2 separate regions of the Homo sapiens genome follow, and region 2 is linked to region 1. The links are chromatin loops, found by intact Hi-C in ENCODE. Cell type or tissue: heart left ventricle. All regions are shown on one strand.

Region 1 (8,000 bases):
AATAAAAAATTTTTAAAGAAAAAAATAAAATAAAATAAATGTTAATCTCATCCAAAAACATTCTCATAGAAATACACAGAATAATGTTTAACCAACTATCTAGAAACTGAGCCCAGCCAAGTTGATACACACAATTAACCATCACATTTCCTAATACTGAACAATTCTAACATTATCAGAATAAACACAATTCATGGAATATTATTTGCATCGATCTGCTACTGAATTCTTTTCACAATTTTTACATCAATATTCAAAATAAAGATTTATCTATCATTTTCTATTTCCTCTTTGACAGGCTTGATATTAGCATGTTTTTCACATCATCAGATGAATGTGAAGGATTTTTCTTTTTTTCCATTCTATTCTGCAGATATTTAAAGTGCATTAAAGTTCCATGTTCAGCAAAGTTATGGTCATATAGTTTCATGAAATCATCTGGGCCTGGTGCATTTTGTGGAGGCTAGCAGTAACTCTTTGGCAAATTTCTCTATTTCTTCTACTGTCTTTGGCCTATATATGTTTTAACTCTTTTAAGATACATTTTGGGCCGGGTGCGGTGGCTCACGCCTGTAATCCCAGCATTTTCGGAGACTGAGGCGGGTGGATCACCTGAGGTCAGAAGTTCGAGACCAGCCTGACCAACAAGGCGAAACCCGTCTCTACTAAAAAGACAAAGATTAGCTGGGCGTGGTGGCCAGTGCCTGTTAGTGCTAGCTACTCGGGAGGCTGAGACAGGAGAATTGCTTGAACCCGGGAGGCGGAGCCTGCAGTGAGCCGAGATCACACCACTGCACTCCAGCCTGGGCGACAGATCAAGACTCTGTCTCAAAAAAAAAAAAAAAAAAAGGCCAAGCGCGGTGCTCACGTCTGTAATCTCAGCACTTTGGGAGGCCGAGGCGGGCAGATCACGAGGTCAGGAGATCGAGACCATCCTGGCTAACACGGTGAAACCAGGTCTCTACTAAAAATACAAAAAATTAGCCGGGCGTGGTGGCGGGCGCCTGTAGTCCCAGATACAGGTTGAGGTAGGAGAATGGCGTGAACCCGGGAGGCGGACGTTACAGTGAGCCGAGATGGCGCCACTGCACTCCAGCCTGAGAGACAGAGCAAGACTCCATTTCAAAAAAAAAAGATACATTTTGTTACTTCATATTTTCCTATAATGTCAACCAATTTCATATAGGTATATTTGTAAATATTAAGCAAAAATCATGTTATGCTGGTTCATTTACTTTCCTCTGGTTTTGCAATTAGTTCTACATTGTCATTTCTAATACATGGTTTTAGGTATTCCTTTTAAAAAACGATTAGATGACCTAATAGTTTATATATTTCTCTGATTTTTCAAACAAACTCATGCATTTATTTAGTTTCTATAAATGTTTCTAGTTTCTAACATATACATTTCTGCTTTTATTTTTTCTGCTTTTCTTGGGTTCGATTATTTTACTCCTAACTTTTTAATTCAATACTTATTTTTTATGACCATAAGTATGTGGAGTGTATTTTTTTCAAGTTCTTTCCAACTATTATTGGATTATACTATTCAAAAAATGCATACACATAGAACAAAGTTTTCTAAGAAAGTACATTAAATCTATGTTCTATTTTCAAGGCTACTGAAATAGTAGCCTCGACATATATAAAAGACATGAATAGTAGCCTTGAAATATATAAAAGATGGGTGATCATTTCCTTTTGTTACTCTTTGGAAATAATGGCAAAACAGCATAATAACAGTATAGCTTATGGCTGTGAACTTGGACTCTGCCATCTTGCAGCTCTGGATTAAACTCTCGACCTTATTACTTACCTGCTGTGCGATTTTTGGGAGGTTACTTATATTCCCTGGGCTTCTGTGTCCTTACCTGAAAAAATAAGGATTTAAAAAACAAAAAAGATATTTATTACAGAGGACTGTGGCAAGAGGTGAACCTGGCTGGGCTTTTGGGTAGGGTGGGGACTTGGAGAACTTTTCTGTCTAGCTAAAGGATTGTAAATGCACCAATCAGCACTCTGTCAAAACGGACCAATCAGCTCCCTGTAAAATGGACCAATCAGCTCTCTGTAAAATGGCCCAGTCAGCAGGATGTGGGTGGGGCCAAGTAAGGGAATAAACGCAGGCCACCCAAGCCAGCGGCTGCAACCTGCTCGGATGCCCTTCCACAGCGTGGAAGCTTTGTTTTTTTGTTCCTTGCAATAATTGTTGCTGCAGCTCGCTTTTTGGATCTGCGCCACTTTTATGAGCTGTAAGGCTCACTGGGAAGGTCTGCAGCTTTACTCCTGAAGGCAGCGAGACCACGAACCCGCCAGAAGAAACAAACTCCAGACACATCTAAACATCTGAAGGAACAAAGTCTGGACACACCATTTTTAAGAACTGTAATGCTCAGCGCGAGGGTCCGCAACGTTATTCTTGAAGTCAGCGAGACCGAGAACCCACTGGAAGGAACCGATTCTGGACACATCAGGATGATGAAAAGTAAAAATCATTTTGAAAAGCATAGAACAGTGCTTTGTCACACAAGTTCAATTACTGTATTTGCTTGTTTATGAAGTAAGTGAATATTACACTTATGGTTTATTTCAGAAGGCTGATAGCATATCAATATTGATTTACAGAGGTCTGGACAAGAAGGCCTGGTTCAAACCCATGACAGAAATGGAGCCTATTCATTCACATATTTGTGAGGGTCCATACCTCCTATCAATGGTTTTCAATGGCCCTTGGAATAGAGTCTCCAGTGGCTCCAATATCTCCAGTTACTTCCATTGGCCTGGGGAGAGAGTACAAACTCCCAGGTGCAGCTCTGCACACCACGGTCCCTAGTCACATCTCCCAACCTTCATTCCCATTCTAAGAAAACTTTCAGTTTCTCAAAAAAGCCATGTTCTCTCTGCAGCTTTCTCTATTACAGGGTTTCTCAAGCTTAGCACTACTAATATTTGGAAGTTAATATTTGTTGTGGGGGGACTGTCCTGGGCATCGCCGGATGTTTAGAGCATCCTTGGATTTCCCCACTAGATGTCAGGAGAAAACCCCACTCCTTCCCCAGAGCGTAACAACCAAAAATGTCTATGGATATTGTCAAATGGCTCCTTCCAGGCAGAGTCACTCCCAGCTGAAATCTGCTCTATCAAGAATGCTGTTACCCCTATTTGCCTGGCTAACTTCAACTCATCCTTAAAGTTTCAGCTTGGAAGTCACTGCTGTATCCCCAGTGTGAATACCAGGGCTTGTGTAATTAAATAGATGATCCCAAAACCGGCGCCATTATTCAGTACAAACGGAAAGGGAGGGGTGGGGGCAGACATGAAGTTAGGGAGCATTATGGTAGCAGATTGGAAAAGGCGCTAGACTTATGTAAGAAAACAGGATGACTTTTAGCTTCCAGAAATGATTAGGTTAAAAGGTGACATGAGACCGCCCGGTGGCTCACGCCTGTAATCCCATCAATTTGGGAGGCCGAGGTGGGTGGATTGCCTGAGGTCAGAAGTTCGAGACCAGCCTGGCCAACATAATGAAACCCCGTCTCTACTAAAAACACAAAAATTAGCTGGGTGTAGTGGCGGGCCCTGTCCCAGCTACTCGGGAGGCTGAGGCAGGAGAATTGCTTGAACACGGGAGGCGAAGCTTGCAATGAGCCAAGACCGCACCACTGCACTCCAGCCTGGGTGATGGAGAGAGACTTTGTCTCAGAAAACAAACAAACAAACAAAAAATTCACATCAGTGAGGATGGAACTATAAAAAGAAGAATGGATTGGGATGAGAGAGGGTGGAGAGAAGGAAGAGTTCAATTTTTGTGTTTTATTTGATGTGATTTTATTATTTTTTTTTATTTTTTATTTTATTTGAGACGGAGTCTCACTCTGTCGCCCAGGCTGGAGTGCAGTGGCGCCATCTCGGCTCACTGCAAGCTCCGCCTCCCGGGTTCACACCATTCTCCTGCCTCACCCTCCCGAGTAGCTGAGACTACAGGAGCCCGCCACCACGCCCAGGTAATTTTTTGTATTTTTAGTAGAGACGGGGTTTCACCGTATTAGCCAGGATGTTCTCGATCTCCTGACCTCGTGATCCGCCCGCCTCGGCCTCCCAAAGTGCTGTGATTACAGGCGTGATCCACCGCGCCAGGCCTATTTTATTTATGTTTGAAATGGAGTCTCACTCTGCCGCCCAGGCTGGAGTGCAGTAGCGCGATCTTGGCACACTGCAACCTCTGCTTCCCAGATTCAACCGATTCTCCTGCCTCAGCCTCCTGAGTAGCTGGGATTACAGGTGCCTGTTACCAGGCCAAGCTAATTTCTTTTGTATTTTTAGTAGAGACGGGGTTTCGCCATGTTGGCCAGGCTGATCTTGATCTCTTGACCTCAAGTGATCCACCCGCTTCGGCCTCCCAAAGTGCTGGGTGGCATGAGCCACCGCGCCCAACCAAGAATTCAGTTTTTGAAGTAACAGTGTGAGGGGTCTATTCAACAGCTCAGCGGGGTTGCTTAAGAGAGGCCAGTGCTCATGGCGCGAGAGAGGGAAGCAGTCGCTGTGCCTTTCTTGCCTGGAGTTCGATCTGTGTCCTTAGCGGGCACCTAAGGTTCTTGTGGAACCCACAAACTCCCTTTCTTCCACCGGCACCCCACCATACGAAACACACGGTTTCCCTACCTTTGAAATCACGCAAACACCGCTGCTGGAAGGAATCTAATGTTTAAATGGGATGAGGAAGGGATGAGAAGTGAAGAGCGAAGTGGGAGAGAGAATGACGGTGGCCGAGAGAAGCTGTCTTCAGACCCTGCCTGCCCTCGCCCTGGGCCCGTGGAGCTCAGGAAGGCACTTTAATCCGAACATCTAGTGCCATCTAGTGGCCGATTGTTAGAACTAGAGGAACGGTTTCCTGCGGCCTGGACCAAAGAGGGCAAAAGCCGCCGGGAGGAGAGGAATGAGGGACTTGGGGAAGCAGGAAAGGATACAAGCAGTGATTGGAAAAACAGACATGAGCTCTTCTCTTGGATCCAGGATTCAAACATCCATCTTGGGACAGGGCACATGCACTATACTCAGGCTGTCTGTTGGCGGTCCTTCATCGGCAGCAGCCCCTCTCAGGGAGGCCAGCTGCTCAGAGCCAGATCACTGCCCTGCAATCCTCCCCAGACTCCTAGGCCTCTTTCTTTGCCGGATCATAAGATCCCTCATGCCTGGTTGATGCTGTTCCTTGCTGAAGTTTTTCTCCCAATTATTAGCAGCCTGAATTACCAGTGCTTGTGTATGTTATTTCTTATTTGGAAATCCAACAAGCTTTTAATTAGAGAAGCAACAGGAAGAGATATTAAGCTATATTAATGCGTCTGAAAACCCAGCACAGCTAAAAGAAAAGTAATCTCATAGATAACAGCACTGCTGAAAATTACAGAACAGCTTCCAGTAAATAACTAAATGGAAAGTCCCAGAGAGGGTCAATTGTTGCCGGTTAATATTTGTAGTAAAGTACAGCACTTGATAATGCTGCTGTTTCTTATTCTTACGGGAAGCAAACAACAAGAGTTGGGATTTCCCCTTGAGATCCTAATTCCCAGATCCTGCTACAATGAATTTAATGAAAGTTTATCTTCTAAATACTTCCTTCACCAGTAACTCCTAGAAAGGTCTCTAGGATGCTTTTCTTTCCAAGGAATGTCACAAACATGACCATATCTCAGGTCTGAAGATAAGCACCGAAGCAGATTGTTTGCAAAAATGCCTACGATTATTCCCCTCCTTGTATGCACTCCTTGAATCTGGGCTGCCTTTGACTTACTTTGTCCAATTAAATACCATGGAAGGCACTTGTTAATGCTAAGCCTGGGCTTCAATAAGCTAGCCAAGGCACCAGGACATTTGAGAGAGCTCAGCCAAGATCAACAAAGCCATCTGTAGCCAAGTAGAGGACCCAGAAGGAACCAGAAGAACCCAGCTGTTCCCACCCCAAATGGTCAAATCTTCAGAATCATGAGCTAAGTAAACAACGGTTTTGTTTTTTGTTTGGTTGGTTGGTTGGTTGGTTGTTTTTGTTTTTTTTGAGACAGAGCCTTGCTCTGTCGCCGAGGCTGGAGTGCTGTGGCACGATCTCAGCTCACTGCAACCTCCGCTCCTGGGTTCCAGTGATTCTCCTGCCTCAGCATCTCGAGTAGCTGGCATTACAGGCACCCACCACCATGCCTGGCTAATTTTTATACTTTTAGTAGAGATGTGGTTTCACCACGTTGGCCAAGCTGGTCTCGAACTCCTGACCTCAAGTGATCTGCTTGCCTCGGCCCAGGATTACAGGAGCAAGCCACGGCGCCCGGCTGATGGTTGTTTTAAGACCCTAACTTTTGAAGTGGTTTGTGATATAGCAATAACTAATAGATATAAGCATTATGACTAAATTGCATCCTAGAAAGTTTATGTTTCCTGACTGCATGGAAAACCATGATACACATTTTCTTAAAAAGGGCATTGGAGGAACTGGCCAAATAGGATTAAGGAGGTTGGGGGCCTCCTCATGTTGCTGATCAGGGAAGTCTCTGGATTTCCCTTTGGAGTCATCCGAAGTAACCCTGGCTATAAGAAAATCTATTCAATCATTAGCAGATTCTAGTTAAGCAGATAGATGAAATTTTAATAAGGTATAATTCTGGTTGTTACCATACTTACCTAAATTCCTCATTTATTTCATGCCTAATTTATTGTAACAGCTAATTTCTCTTACCCTAGATTTATTTCTACTTCAATTTAAATTGTTGTCTACAATCAAACCAATTTTTATCCTAATGTCTCTTTTAATATGTTGATCCCCTGCTCAAAATTCTTCAATATCTCCCTATTTCCTGCCACACAAAAATAGTCCCTGAAAACAAAATTAGCAAAATTAATTAATTAAAAGTTAATAAATTAGACAAAAATTTTAAAAGTCTTTTCTTCTAAAAATACAGTTAAGACAATGAAGACAAGCAACAAACTGGGGGAAGATATTTGTAAATCACATATCTGATGAAGGTCTTGTATAAATAATATGGATTTTAAAAACTCTCACAATTCAATAAGAAATCAAATTAGCCAACTTTTAGAAAAACTGGAAAAAGACATGAACAGATATTTAGCCAAAAAGATATGAGTAGCAAATAAACACATAAAAAGATATTCATCAGCATAATTAGAGAAGTGCAGATCAAAACTATAATTAGATCTTGCTGCACGCCTATTAGAATAGCTGAATAGCTTTTTTTTTTTTTTTTTTTTTTTGAGACGGAGTTTCACTCTTGTTGCCCAGACTGGAGTGCAATGGCGTGACTTTGGCTCACTGCAACCTCAGCCTCTGGGGTTCAAGTGACTTTTTTGCCTCTGTAACCTCTGCCTCTGTGGTTCAAGGGATTCTTTTGCCTCAGCCTCACGAGTAGCTGGGATTACAGGCGCCTGCCACCACACCCAGCTAATTTTTTGTATTTTTAGTAGAGACGGCGTTTCACCATGTTTGGCTAGGCTGGTCTCGAACCTGCCTTGGCCTCCCAAAGTGCTGGGATTACAGGCATGAGCCACCGTGCCTGGCCAGAATAGCTTTTTAAAAGCTAACAACATAGAGCGCTGATGAGGATGTAGAGCAGCTGGAACTCTGTTATATTTCAGGTGGATATGCAAAATGGTACAACCACTTTGGAAAATGGTTTGACAATTTCTTACAGGGGATAGGGAGAATTACTACATAAACTTCAGCAAATTCACTCCTTGAAATTGTAGACAGACTTTTAAAATAGCTAATTACAAAAACTGAATTGAAATATTAGAAAATGCTGAAGACGTTAAATATAAAAAGTGGAGCTTATTCTATTATAGTATTAGTATAAAATACAGTTTACATTGGATAAAGATGAGTAAAACTAAACTTTTAATGTTTAATATTATTATATTGGTTAAATCTGAATTTACAGATCCTCCCAAATATGTCTGACTCATGTGTATTCAAAGGTACTTACAGCAATGTTTCTAAA
Region 2 (8,000 bases), 510 kb before region 1:
CCTCAACAAATGATGTAAATAATGATGATGGTGGTGGTGGGTGGTGGTGATGATGGTTATGGTGATGACGACCCTACTGTTACCCAGGATTTGAACCAAAGTCTTTTGATACTCAAGAACCACCCAGCATACATTAGGTTTTGTTCTTTTCTTCCACTGAACTTTTGGAAAATATACCTAGAACTGATCACTATGCCTAAATGAAGCTTTCTCTTACCTGTTCAACTCTCACTAATATTAGGTTCATATAAAAATATTCCAAATGCCTGGGAGTCTTGCAATTAAAAAATGATCTGATAAATTATTTAAACTTTCCTGTAATCACTCTCTTTACATCACATTTATGTAATGTGATTTCTATACATTGAAAGGCCAAGTAGTAATTTGCTTTATCTTTCAAATAATCACTTTCTAATGTTAATTCTACACTTACATAGATTTAGATATTTTAAAGTCGGACACTTCTTTGCTTATACTGTAATGTCAAGCAATTTACTGTTACCCAAATTGAATCTGAATTTGGACTTCCCACTTAGTCATTAGGAGGCATTGAGATAATTATTTAAACTCTCTCAGTTCTAGTTTCCTTGTCTATAAAGGAGGAAGGACCTGGCATATATTAGGAGCCCAACAAATATTTATGGAATGGATTAAAATGAAGGTTAAATGACATAACAGAAAATGGTCAGCATAGACACTCACTAAATATTTGTGGAATTAAGAGAATGGGAAGGTAACTCAGTAGGCACTAAACAGAAGGTGCTCAGTAAATCGTGGTTCCACTTCACCCCGCTCTGAATAGCTGCAACCTATATTCTCTGTGCCAGCCCCTTCACCTTTTCAACTCTCTATACAAGTGGTTTTATGTGCAATAGTCTTAATTTTTTAATCAATGGCTGGCCCTGAAAGCCTAGATCATTTCTTACCTTAAAAACTTACTAAAAAGGAGGTACTGGAAGGGCTCATTAAACAATTACTGATTAATCAAGGGCTAGAGAAGGCTGGAGCCATTTAGTCCTCAGTAACTATAGGGTCCACCTTTAAATAGGCTCAGCAAAGGTAGACCAAAAGCCCCTCTATTTGACGTGGGAAGCTCTAAGTTCAAGACCTGAACAATGTAAAACAGTCACAAAAATTGATTATAAGAGTAACACATATAAGAGTAACACACCCACACAATTAACATTACCTAGAGATTTCCATGTGCCACATGCTGGGCTGAGTGCTTTACAGGGTTCTTCTTATTTAATCCTAAAACAATCCTGTGTCAGTGCATGAATAGTCTCCCTATTTTACAAAAAGATTAAATGGCTTGTGCAAGATTATATAGCTAAACGAATTTAAGACACAGAACTTCTCAGCTAGAACTGGAGATGAGTTACAGATGCATTAATGCTTATAACCTTAGACATATGAATGCATGGCTCTACCCCTTAGTTTTCCTTTCTGTAAAATGATGATTAATGATAAAATTTGCTTTGCTTATTTCTAAAGGTGATTGATTGGAAGTATCGAGAAGAAATGTGTGATACTATATCATAAACAATAAAGCACTCTACAAATGTTATTCATGATTTAAAATAGAAAAGTTTGCCCTGAGATCTTGCATTCAGCAAGGAAGTCTGAATATTATCCCTGAGGTGTTTATCACGGGTGCATCTGCCTTTCCATCTTTGCCAGGGTGAACACTTACGGAACATAGCTCCCTCACTGTAGTGTCCTGAAGGGCTTTCAAAGTCGTCATGAACTGGGCTTCCTGGTGACCAGTTAGTGAACACAGGCAGTGCCTACAGACTGAGGGTTCAGGGCCAGGGCTTTGCCTCTCCCCGTGGCAGTGAGGGTGGTGATGACAGCAGATGCAGCAGTGGGCAGGTATAGCATGGCAGGTGCCCATTGGGCAGATACTAGAGAAGCCTGAGTCTAGAGAGACGGATTTGGTGAGGGGCTGGGGCCCATGTGTCAAGGTCTTGTTGCTTAGAGCTGAAGTCTGAATGGAAGCATCATTTAACTGTCTTGCTTTTGTCCCCAGTCTTGTTTCTGTTGCGGTAACAGGATCACACACAGTGCATTCTAAAGATGTTCCTCTGGGACCAGTCCCCAAGGCCACAGCCCTCTGAGCAGCCGACACCAGGCTGGAGGACATCTGGGTCATTACAGACCTGGAGCTGCCAGTATTTAGAGGAAGGTTTTCCATCTCAGCTTCTGTCCCAGGTAGTATCTGACCCAAAGTACCAGACCTTGACTTCACCTGGGCAGGATCTCCAGGCAGTTTATGGAGGTGGGGAATGAGCTTTTCAGATGTTTGAGCAAGGTCAGTTGCATAAGGTGTGATTTCACTGTGCTTGGGGATACACTGTGATGAGCTTTCTGGTACGAGTAAGCTGTGGTTGGTGTGAGGACAGAATCCACTGCTTTCCTCTTCTCGTGGGGCCTCAGAGTCAACATGAAGGAACTTGTCTTGAGTATGATCATTTCCAGGTGACCTTTGAGACTCATTGTGGTGGCTTTGCACTTTGCCAGCTCCCTCAGGCCTCACAAAACTGTCCTGCATTTCTGTGACGTGGGTTACCATAAACCCCAGAGGATGATCATATTTGGAAGTGGCTGTGGGTCTGGTGACCTCATACTCAGCATGGGGCATTGGCAGAAGCTGCCACAGATGGCTGTCTTTCCTTGGGCATTCTCCCCTCGTGGTGGTCTTGGCACAGGCCATGTCTGGGATATACAGCTCTGGTGGCCCCTCCATGGCCTCAAGCAGAAACTCTTCCTCCATCACAGATACTGAGGCCCTTTGTTCCAAGGCATTCGCTTCTTGGCTTGAAAAAGACATGCTCGCCCTACTTTTGGAATCTGGCCCATCCGACTCTAGCTGACAGTCCTGGGATGATACTAAGCTGTGGCTCTGATCTCTTGGCTTTCTACCTCCATTCTCAGCAGGACTCTGGCTGTTTGGCAAGGAAGGCATCTGTAGGGGAAACCAGGACAAAGGGAAACAGGTCAGGAAGTGGAGGAGGCAATAGGTTTAAGGTGAGATTTTCTTCTTGTCATTGCCTTAGGAGTCAGGAGATAAGGGTTGCAACATCAGGTTTTGCATCTGTTTACCTCTTTACCAAGGTCCTCCTCTCTAGGAGGCTCAGCCTCCTTGCTTAGAAAAGTCAAAAGGAAAGGAAGGCCACACTTTCCGGCACCTTGTCTAATATGACTCCATCATCCTCTGCCCCTTGGGTGCAGGTGGCTTGTGCCTTCTCAACCTTTCCAATTGTGGCTTGATTTAAAACACCCCTCTTTCTGAGTTAGCTGTGAGTGAGGTTTGGGTGGCAGCCTGGTTGATAGGGCTGAAGTGGGATGTTAGGGATGAGCAACAGGGCCCTGTTCCAAACCCTCCTACCTGGAGGGGCAGCGGTTCCAGCGGCTCCTCCAGGAACCCGCTGCTGTCAGACTGGCAGCTATTTGCTCTGTCCACCCTGGCACCTGCAGAATGAAAGAGGTCTTGAGGTTATTAAAGGGAAAACACGCAGCCAGCAGGACTTGGATCAACCCCTCTAGGTGCCTGACACACCATGGATCCTGCAGAAATGCCCACTGTGTGGAAGAAAAAACAAATGAGGGAATTCCAAGGACATTTTTTTCTCGATTGTCAGAGAGTTCAGTTAAAATTGCATCACTGGTTTCCTGATACAAAGAATAAAACCTGAAACGAAGGAAGAGAAACTAATGTCTCTCAAAACCAAATAACAATATGGTTGTGAGATGAATCTTTACTAAGGGAAAGAAAATCCAGAAGGAAACACATATGCCTTAAATGCCACACTAATAAAATAATGAAAGACCACATTTTATATATTTGTGTGTGTGTATATATACATATTCTTGTTCTTTTTACTAAAGTTTGGATAAGTACCCTTTGCTAGCTTCAGCTGGACTATTTCTATGACTACAAGTTTGTGCTCATGTTTTAGATCACTGCTCTTGCCACCAGAAGAGGCTGGGACATGCAGAGAAAGGGCAAAGTCACGTGTGGGCAGGTTATGACTTTGTAAACAGGAGCATCCATGAAATGTTAAATCTATCTGTAGATTCTTACGTAAATATTAAGTTATATATTGTGGGGGAAATAGTTGGCTACCAGAGTGTCACCATGCTAAAGATTAAATTATGGATTTTTTTTTCTCTTCTTTAATGAGAAATGCTTTCAGTTATACCACAGTATAGGCTCTAATAGGAAGTCTCTCAGGAGGAAGGGGGTTGCAAGGTGGCCTCCTTAGAATACAAGGAGCAGAGGGAGGAGCCTTGTCTGTCCTGGGAGATTAGGTATGTGTGTGGGAAGTGAATTAAGGGGAAACAGTTGATTGTCCATAGATACAATGCTTGAGTATTTGGTACCTAAGTGATAAATAGGGGATTTGCCTTTGCTTGAACAACTGCTGACGAAGAGTTCAAGGGAGGGAAATGATCCCAGCCTCTGCTTAGATCTCTGCTGGACCTCACCTTGAAGGACAGTTCCACTCACAAGAGCAGCATCATTCTTCTCCCTGTAGACAACAATGCCTGAGAGCCTTAACGGTCCATGTGTCTGAGCAAAGACAGCAAGTGGAGACAGTCTCAGAGCTGGCCAACCCAGCCCAAACCCCAGCTACCTCAGCCTGAGGCCAAAGTCAAGAGAAAGTAATGGCTCAATTTTGTATAATTAAACATTATAAACTCCACACTCTTTAATTCAGCCTCAAACAAAACTAAAAGCTAAAAATCAGAGGGCATACATTTTAAAATAGCTCAATCCTAGAGAGATTGAGAAACTTTGAGCAAAATTTTGAGAATGCATATTTTTGACCTAGCCATTGCCTCTTGTTACACAGTTAAGGGTAAAAAAATAGAAAATATTTGCAAGTCATAGATCTAAATGAGACTTCTGCTTCTGGAAAGCTGTAGTAATAGGGACTAGATTTTTCCTCCTACCCGAACCAACTGAAAAACTAGACAAGATATGTGGAAAAAAAAAAAAAAGTTTTTCGAGACAATGGACCTCAGACAGTTACAGACAGCAGTCCTTGAGAAACAGGAACAAGTGATCTGAACCCTATAGTTACCCAGCTTAGCGCTTTGAGAGAGTTTACAGGTCTTGGCATGAGAAGGGGGAACCCAGGCTGAGCCTTGCAGACACTTGAAGCTGAGGAAACAGAGCTAGGAGTCCAAAAAGACTGAGCCAGCTAGAGTTCAAAGGGCACACAGAGGAGAGGAAGGAGCTGCACACAGAGAGAACTCTAGAGGGTCTCTCTTGAGTATTCAGCTGAGTACTGATGAGCTCATGCATGTGAGAAACCACCAAAAGCTGGGAAGAGAACCATCAGAAAGGATCAGGGGAAACACTGCCCAGTACTCATCCAGAGCCTGGAATAGGGAATGTGCCCACCAGCCAGATGCAAAACCTCCTATTTCACAGGACATTGAGGGGTAGAATACTCAGAAGTGTCTTGCTTCAGGAGTAAGAAATAATTAGCCTTAGAATGACCGCTGCTCTGGTCCCACCTAATGAGCCTTAAAAGCAAGACCTGAAAGACTTAAACTGTTTCCAAGTAACTTGTGTCCAAGACATAAGCAAAAGAATATTTATGGGAATATAGTACTATCTACCACCTATATGGTAAAATCCAAATGTGTGGCATATATTAAAAAATAATAGGTGTGCAAAGAAGCAGGAACATATGATCCATTATGAGGAGAAAAATCAATCAATTGAAACCACCCTAAGACTAATGCAGATCTTAGAATTATCAATTAAGAAAGAGCATTAAAACATTTATTAAAACTATATCCTGGGTACAGTGGCTCACACCTGTAATCCCAGCACTTTGGGAGGCTGAGGCAGGCAGATCACGAGGTCAGGAGTTCAAGACGAGCCTGGCTAACACAGTGAAACCCCGTCTCTACTAAAAATACTAAAAATTAGCCGGGCATGGTGGCAGGCACCTGTAGTCCCAGATACTTGGGAGGCTGAGGCAGGAGAATGGCATGAACCCGGGAGGCAGAGCTTTCAGTGAGCTGAGATTGCGCCACTGCACTCCAGCCTGGGAGACAGAGTGAGACTCCATCTCAAAAAAAAAAAAAAAACAAAAACAAACAAACAAAAGAAAAACTATATCCTGTATGTTCAAGAAGCTAGAGGAAAGATGAACTATGTTAAGTGGATATATGCAAGATATTTAAAAAAAACCCAAATTGAATGTCTAGAGATGAAAACAACGTCTCCAGTAAAATTTATACTGGATATATATAGCAGATTAGAGACTGCAGAAGAAAAGATTAGTGACATGAAGACATGGTCATAAGAAGCTATCCCAAATGAAACATAGAGATTTAAAAAAAGAAAATACTTTTTAAAACGAAAATGCATCAGCAAGTGATGAGACAAGTCCAAGTAGCCTCAGGTATAGGTAACTGAAAAATCCCAAAGAGGAGGGAAAGCTTTTGAAGAAATGTTTCAAAGAAAAGTTTGTTTCACAAAGTCCAACAAACTCCAAGCACCAGAAACATGAAGAAAACTACACCAAGGCACATGAAAATCAAATTACTGGCTGGGCGCAGTGGCTCACACCTGTAATCCCAGCACTTTGGGAGGCCGAGGCAGGCAGATCACCTGAGGTCAGGAGTTCAAGACCAGCCTGGCCAACATGGTGAAATCCCGTGTCTACCAAAAAATACAAAAATTAGCGGGTGTGGTGGCAGGTGCCTGTAATCCCAGCTACTTGGGAGGCTAAGGCAAAAGAATTGCTCGAACCTGGGAGGTGGAGGTTGTAGTAAGCTGAGATTGGGTCACTCCACTCCAGCCTGGGCGACAGAGCAAGTCTCCATCTCAAAAAAACAAACAAACGAAAAACAAAAGAAAGAAAAATTACCCAACACCAATGACTTTTTATAAAAACCCTTAAAATCAACCAGAGAAAAGGAACATTACATATCGAGTTAACAAAGATAAGGATGGCAGATTTCTCATTGGAAATAATCCAAGTAAGAAGACAGTTGAGTAACATCTTTAGGGTATTGAAAGGAAAAATCATGTGGGTAAGCACTGAATATTTTATTTATTTATTATCTACATCTTTAAAAAAGATAATTGACTATTTAAACAAAAAAAATTAACAATGTCGTGTGGGATTTATAACAAAAACCTAGAAAAGTCTACAAACATAAACACCTGTTATTATAAAACCGGATAGTTTGTAGAAAAGGTGCTGCCTGATTTTCCTTTAACTCTGATGTGCGACTTTTACAGAGCCTTTAACCTGAGTAATAGAACAGCTGTTTAGTGTTGTCAGAGGAAATAGTGTATACTCACTATATATTTATTATAAGAAATTTACTAGTGTAATATTTAAGACTTCACTGCCTTTGTTATAATTAGTTCAATCCATATTAAAACTTTTCAGTTTCCTTTAGGGTTAGCAAAAATACCACCCGTTTTCCTCCTTATATCAACTGTGGGTACAAAATTCATGATGATTCTTGCAGTAACCTTTCAAAAGCTCAATGCAGAACTTTAAATGTTTTTTCAGTACTATGCAAATGGCCCTGCACACTTTGGTGGGAGCCCCTCTGCTTAATAACCTGTTGAGAGGGCAGCCCATCCTGAAGAATTTTCCACATGAACTTCCTGATTCCCTATTTAATAAATGGTGTTGGGAAAACTGGCTAGCCATCTGTAGAAAGCTGAAACTGGATCCCTTCCTTACACCTTATACAAAAATTAATTCAAGATGGATTAAAGACTTACATGTTAGACCTAAAACCATAAAAACCCTAGAAGAAAACCTAGGCAATACTGTTCAGGACATAGGCATGGGCAAGGACTTCATGTCTAAAACACTAAAAGCAATGGCAACAAAAGCCAAAATTGACAAATGGGATCTAATCAAACTAAAGAGCTTCTGCACAGCAATAGAAACTACCATCAGAGTGAACAAGCAACCTACAGAATGGGAGAAAATTTTCGCAATCTACTCATC

Evidence for each region. Peaks named below come from ENCODE experiments on the same cell type or tissue, not always from the same donor. Only the 100,000 strongest peaks of a DNase experiment are listed, where the experiment ranks them.
Region 2: a loop joins it to region 1, with 7 times the contacts of the local background. A loop is called at or near these places in 66 of 110 quality-filtered maps.

Annotation. Positions count from the first base shown.
Region 1 is chr7:31,131,506-31,139,505 of GRCh38, reverse strand. LOC107986781 (a long non-coding RNA gene) reads right to left here and starts at 4,863. Exons shown (of 3, transcript XR_001745159.1): 1 at 4,663-4,863; 2 at 1,817-1,871. RefSeq lists silencers at 4,769-4,868, 4,889-4,938. In heart left ventricle, a CTCF peak has its summit at 4,863 (motif pointing left); a DNase peak (open chromatin) is centred at 4,845; H3K27ac peaks cover 263 bases.
Region 2 is chr7:31,637,647-31,645,646 of GRCh38, reverse strand. It overlaps ITPRID1 (ITPR interacting domain containing 1), which reads right to left. Exons shown (of 15, transcript NM_001257967.3): 11 at 3,389-3,471; 12 at 1,694-2,965. It also overlaps a transcript of PDE1C not described here. Among named protein-coding and RNA genes, the nearest start is that of PPP1R17, 46 kb to the left of the region's middle. In heart left ventricle, no CTCF peak of the experiment used is centred here; no DNase peak of the experiment used is centred here.